Linked DNA regions of Homo sapiens: region 2 is linked to region 1. Evidence: chromatin contacts called from ENCODE Hi-C or POLR2A ChIA-PET data. All regions are on one chromosome and are shown on one strand. The core of a region is the stretch at or near the end of the contact, and the rest is flanking DNA. Distances in the headings are between cores, read along the strand shown. Region 1 overlaps LINC00970 (long intergenic non-protein coding RNA 970). Region 2 holds the start of LINC00970 (long intergenic non-protein coding RNA 970).

Evidence for each region. Hi-C counts contacts between places; a loop is a spot of excess contacts on that map. ChIA-PET counts read pairs that join two places held with the same protein, here RNA polymerase II (POLR2A). Pooled maps may share reads with other maps.
Region 2: a loop to region 1 is called in a map of naive thymus-derived CD4-positive, alpha-beta T cell, with 2.5 times the contacts of the local background. The contact joins the promoter of LINC00970 here to the enhancer-like site in region 1. A Hi-C loop is called at or near these places in 3 of 168 maps with a recorded cell type or tissue (Right ventricle myocardium inferior, naive thymus-derived CD4-positive, alpha-beta T cell and right cardiac atrium), 11 of 37 single-sample maps with no recorded cell type and 11 of 50 pooled maps. POLR2A ChIA-PET finds 5 or more read pairs at or near these places in 4 of 52 experiments (GM12878, Panc1, activated T-cell and 1 more).

What each region holds. Positions count from the first base shown.
Region 1 is chr1:169,042,944-169,046,083 of GRCh38, forward strand. All of the region lies in intron 3 of LINC00970 (long intergenic non-protein coding RNA 970), which reads right to left. Among named protein-coding and RNA genes, the nearest start is that of LINC00970, 42 kb to the right of the region's middle. RefSeq lists enhancers at 1,416-1,675, 2,228-2,357. Within about 2 kb of position 1,573, at least 6 of the 41 ENCODE cell types and tissues checked have a DNase peak (open chromatin) inside an H3K27ac peak, as active enhancers do; they include GM12878, where a contact is called at or near this core.
Region 2 is chr1:169,085,541-169,088,680 of GRCh38, forward strand. It overlaps LINC00970 (long intergenic non-protein coding RNA 970), which reads right to left and starts at 1,465. Exons shown (of 5, transcript NR_104091.1): 1 at 1,415-1,465.

The DNA of each region.
Region 1 (3,140 bases), core at 323-2,822:
AGCACATGTATGTTAACTGCAGCACTATTCACAATAGCAAAGAAATGGAATCAATCTAGGTGCCCATCAATGATGGACTGGATAAAAAAAAAATGTGGTACATATACACCATGGAATACTATATAGCCACAAAAAAAGAATGAAATCATATCCTTGGCAGCAACATGGATGCAGCTAGAGGCCATTACCCTAAGCAAATTAACACAAGAACAGAAAACCAAATACCACATGTTCTCATTTATAAATGGGAGCTAAACATTGAGTACATATGGACACAAAGAAGGAAACAATAGACCCTGGGGCCTACTTGTGGGTGGAGGGTAGGAGGAGGGAGAGGATTGAAAAACTACCTATCAGGTACTATGCTGATTGCCTGGTTGACAAAATTATCTGTACACAAAACCCCTGTGACGTACAATTTACCCACGTAACAAACATGCACATGTACCCCCTGAACCTAAAATACAAGTTGGAAAGAAAAAAGAATAGTAGTCAGAATAGGTCTCATTAAGAAGGCAAGACTTGAGCACAGACTTGTGGGAGGTGAGAAAATATCTGTGGGAGGGGCCTCCTGAAAGAGGGAAAGGTTAAAGCCAAGACCCTACAATGGGAGCGGGCCTGAGTGTTGAGGAGTGGCTCCAGGCCAGTGTGGCTAGAGCAGCACAAAGTGTAAGGAAGAGTGGTGGGCAAAAACTCAAAAAGGAAACAGCAGTCAGGAGATGCACGGCCCTAGTGCGCAATGTAAGGGCTTTGACTTTTACTCTCAGTGAAAACTATGACAGGGTTTTAAGCAGAGGAATAACATGACCTGACTTATGTTTTAGAAGAATTACTTTGAGAATAAAATTTCCAGTGGCAAGTAGAGAAGCAGGCTAACCTAAGCAAAACCCACTACAGGGATCCAGGTGGCAGATAGTGGCTGAAAGCCAAATTAGAAAGAGTTTAAGAGAAAAAATGGCACAACTAAGAGATTAGCACAGCTCTTGACTACAAAGCTGCAAACACAAAATTCAGTGCAGGGCCTGGAGAGTGCTCATGTGAGTGAGGGGCCCTGATGCTTAAGCTTTGTCAGCATCTGTGCACACCCACCTCTGTACAAGCCAAGGCCCCTGGCCTGGTCAGTTGGGTGGATGGTGAGGTGCTTACCAAGTTGGGTACCCAGGAGTAGATAAGAGTTTGCAAGCAGGAAGAAGACAGATCATGCATTTCACTGTGAGATTTTTGAGATTCAGAGGTCAGTGCAACATCTAAGTGAAAATGGCCAGGCTCTTTCTGCTCCTAACAATACTGCCAAGAGCTATCAGGATGACCTTTCTAAAAGGCACATCTGATCAAGTCACTTTCCTGCTTAAAAACCTCAGTGCTTCCCTTTGCCCATATTCCTTTGAAAAGAAACAGTTTCTCACAGTCTAGCCCTGGCCTGTCTTTCCAACTATGTCTTCCTCCATTCCATGCCTGGCACACTGTTCCCTCTGACTTGCAACTCCCTCTGTCTACAGTGTCCTTCTCTAACTACTAAACTCCTCCTCTCCCTACACTGCCCTGATCTAATAACTTCTGTGAAACCACGTCCCCTCCTGCACCTTCTTCAAGGCAGGACTAACCACTTCCTCTCTGCTGACTTAAAGCCCTCTGTACACAGTTCCATGAAATCTGCACCCAGAAATGCGAACCCATAAGCCTGAGAGGCAGGGTTGACAGCGGAACAATTATGGGTTTTAGAATTAGATTAACCTGGGTTAAAACACACACACTTGCTTGCTGTATATAACTTTAAGCATGTTATTTAATTTCTCTAAGCTCAGCTTCTTATAAAGGTAATGCCTATTTTGTAGAATAGGTGTCAAGATTAAATGAGAAAATTTAAGTAAATCACCCCAGATAGGACCTGGCACACAATAGGTGTCCAAAAATTATCATTTCCCTCCAGACCCTGTTCCTCTTGGGCAGAAAATGTGTTTAATTTATATTCTATATGTCCCATTGTCACTGGTCACCCAGCACATAATAGATGCTTGATAGACATTAACCTGAATGAATGGACCCTGTCTTCTCAGAAACATTTACATATACGTTTTAGAAGTACATGGGTTCAGAGGTTAGGATAGAAATTCTAAAGTGGACCTTGGCATGTAAATCCCCTTGGGTCTAATATCAAACCAATTGCTTCCCCTTGGCAGCAGCAGCAGAGCCCTTCTGTGTCTCTGGGGAGCATTCAGCCATCCAGTCTGTGAAGATTTCTCTCATTGCTCTCCAGAGCTTCCGTTACATCGTGCTCTTCTCACTTCCTTCTCAGCTGTGCTCCCACTCCTCAGCCTTGTTTGTTCTGTTTTCCTCCGCCATTTTTCACCACACACCATATGGCCTTCCCTTGCCTGCCTTAAGCTTGGAACTTCACAGCCTTCTCCAGGCTTCCCCAGGGCAACCTGGGCCCTCTGGGCCTGCTGACCACCCCCTTTAACTAGCAGCCCTGCCCTGATGCCTACTTTGAAACCCAGCACTGTTCCTAAGGAGACGCAGGACACAGAGCCTTTTAGTAAATTCACTTCAGGGGCTGGTTCTGCCAGTTAACTATGAGCCTAGAGTGTTTTGAACAGGTGGTGATCTTCCAAACACAATGTGATCGTGTGTTTAATCTTAGAATCATGAGAGGCTAGTAGGGCAGATACAGAAAAACACAATTTTACCTATTTGTTTCAACCTCCTCCAGCATCCAGTGAGGCAGCCTCCTGGTGCAGAGGATCCTTGACAAGCTCTGGAGTCTCGTGGACACAAGTTTGTGTCCCAGCTCTGTGTCTCCCTAGCGGTATTGTATGTATGCTTCTCAAGTTCTCTAAACCTTAGTTTCTTCATTTGTGAAACTAAGATAACAATACCTGCCACACAGAGTTATTAGTTGATATCATGCGTTTATTTGTTATCTAGCAATACATAACAAATCAGCCCAAAACTTAGTGCCTTGCAAGAGCAATGCTGTTTATTAGCTCTTGTGGGTTTTGTAGGCCAGGAATTTGAGAGCAGCTGAGCTGAGCTAGTCTGAATCGGGGTCTCCCAGGTGATTGAGGCAGACTGGTCAGTGGCTAGAGCTGGGGTCAATTTCAAGGCTTCTTCATTCACAGGTCTTGTTCCCATGCTGGGAA
Region 2 (3,140 bases), core at 215-2,714, 42 kb after region 1:
AGAGGGACCTTAAGGAGGAGGACTGGGAAGGCCAAGAAAAAGGTGTGAAGATTAAGGGAGGGAGGGAACAGCCAAAAGGAGTTCATTCCTTTACAAATTCTGAGTATGCACCAGGCACAAAACCAGGGGTTGGGGCTCCTTCCTGCTTGGAGCTCAAGGCCAGGAGGTAAGAGGGAGCTTGGCATCTTGAAGGAAGAGAAAGAACTTCAGTCTGAGTGCAGCCCACCCTGAGAGGGTCAGAGGAAGAGCCCACTCACTCCCCCTGGGTGGGTGAGCCTCCAGGCGCTGGTGGATGTAGGTCAACTACTAAGATGGTGCAGAAACCAGAAGGCCCTCCAACAACTGCTCCTCCTCCTTCAGGAAGTTCTTTGCTTAATTTATTTTTGCTTTGGGGGTCAGAAGCCTATTTGTAAAGCATTTAAACTTTGCTGGGACTCAGCTACTCAAACTATCAGCCCTTCAGTCCAGCATCCCTGAAGCCTAAACAGGCAAGAAGCTCATCTTTGGCTTCAGCCTGAGGTCATGGGCTGCAGGAACCGGTGGGATCTGTTTATCAAGACCACTGAAGACCTGCGGGAGGAAGGATCTTATCTCAGTGTTGCCATGGGGACTGCTGGCTGGATTGACTGAATGCTCTGCAGAAAATGACTCTTTTTTAGAAGAGAAAATAGTTGCTATTTTCCAAAGGCTAAATGTGGAGTGAGGTGGCAGTGAGGGGGAAAACAGAAGGCCTGTGAGGGTAAGAAGTGGGGACCAAGGCCAACTCTGGCTAAAGAAGAATGGGGACAGGCTGCTCCAGGACTCAAGAGCTTGAGATTCATGCTAACCCACTCCAAGAGTTCAGGCCTCCACCAGAGGACATGGCTCTATTCATACAAGAATTTTATACAGAAAATAGTAGATCTGAGATTTACAAAACTCATTTTCAATTTCATAGGCTACAGCCTTCAGATAACTCCAAGTCACATCACATGTCTAATAGTTGTCTCAGAAAGAAGTACCCAAAAGGCATTTCCTCCAAAGGTCCTTCAGAAACTGTGAAATGGGCTCTATTTGAAGAAAACCATTTCCATCAATGTGCGCAGAGCCTCAGTATGAGTGTGCAGCACAGCTGAGCCTGTCATCCCTCGGAACACAGTCTGGGATTGCCTGGTGGCTGTCTGGCTATAAGGACTTTGGACATTATCCCCAACTCCCCATGGAAGAATTTTCCCTGTGTTTCCCACCAACAATACTGAGCCAAACTGCTTTTGATGTCCCCGGAGTTATCTGATCACCTAGATGACACTGAACAGAGCAAGATGACTAGGAGACAGCAGCTCAGCCCTGACATCTGCTCAAGGCCAGCAGCAAAAGTTCCAGGAGTTATATGAGCCACTAGGTCCATCCAATCTACCATCTGTCACTGGCTTACCTTGCCACCTTGGGTCACTGACTTCCCCACTCTGTGCCATCTGTGAAATGTGCATAATAGCACACCAAGTCCTTCTGTACCTCCTCCTTCTTCTCCTGTTCTCTCTCCCTCCCTGCTTCCCTCTCTCCCTTCCTCCTCCCTCCCTCTCTCCCTTTCTTTCTCTCTCTCTACCTCTCTTCCTATCCCCCTCTCTCTCCTTCTCTCTTTTTCCTATAGAAGAGAGATGATGTGTTTGTAAAGTGCTTTGAGCTCCTTGGAGATAGAGAGTCTATAAATATAAGCTGTTATCACTGTTACCATGGAAACACACACAGACAACTGTGCTCTGTTTCTGCATTTGCTGAGCATAATTCTGGCCTTCTTGCCCTGCTGGCTGTTAAACAATCAATGGTTTTACAAAGCTCAACAGCCAGGTAATAGGTGGAGCCTCAAGGCTGAACTTATTTGCTATTCAACTCTTCTTCATGTGAATTTTCAAAAACTGTGTTTCTGTTTGCTAAGGTAGAGGATCGTATAAGATTGGCCAGAGCCAGCTGTTAAACCAGGGATGCAAATAATGACAGGCATAGGTATGCCACCCAACCCAGGACCCTGATCTGTAACAAGGGAGAATTCCAATGAGCTGCAAAAATAATATTCTACCCATTTCCTAAATTTACTCCAACTCCTAACTCCTCAACTTTACAACCAGAGCTGGCAAAATGTTGGAATAAAGAGAGTTATGAGTTTGCACCCTTCTGCCAATTTGTGACCATCTGAAAAGCAGGGGCTATATCTTTTTCATTATTGTCTCCACAGGGCCTAGCACAGTGCCTGCACATAGCAGATGCTGCGCAGAGGCCTGTGGAAAAAAAAAATGAATAAGCGAGTTATAAATGGCTGTTGTTTTCTATTACACAGGTAAAAGTGTTGTTGAGTGAGGTATGCCGTCAAATGTTGGCTTGGGCCTCGGGATCTCAGAGGACATCAGTTTTGGCATGGCCAATCTGCTTCCTTCACCCTACCATCATAGTGAGAACAACGATATCACTTCACTTCTAGTTTAATGGGTGGTCCTGGGAAAGTTGCTCTGTATCTGAAAGCCCCATATAGAATGACGTAACCTAGTTGTTAACCAGACAACTGAAAGATCCAGTGCAAAAAGTGAAAGTGTGAAAACCATAGGAAAAGTCCTTTTTCCTCTCAGGCAATGCTGTGATCTCAGGGGTAAGTTTTCCAGGCCTCAGTTAGGAATGCAGTGAAATGGGAATGGGCTTTGGACTCAGACACATCAGAACTCAGTGTGTGAGCTCTGCCACTTACTGACCTTCCTGAGCCTCCCTTCTCCCATTTGTAAAATCAGAATAATAGCACTCTCTCACAGGTTTGAGGTGGCAGTTAAACAAAATTAGTATATAAACCCATAGCTCAGTGGCTGGCACCAGTCAATGATTTATGCATGATCATTCCATTCCATTAGTTTGCCAGTATGTATGAATATCCATTTATTTTGAATACTTCACTTACTAGTTTATTCTAAAGGCCTGGCAGATGTTTCAGGTCCCACTAAGATGAGTGTATGTGATGTCTCTGCCTTTGGAAAGCCGGATTGGAGGATGTGAAAGGGAGAGAGAAAATGCTCAAACACAGACAGGGAGTCGGGACCTGCTACATAATTTGCAGAGTCCAGTGCAAAATGAAAATGCAGGGCACTTGCCAGAAAATTTATTAAGAATTTCAAAAAGGT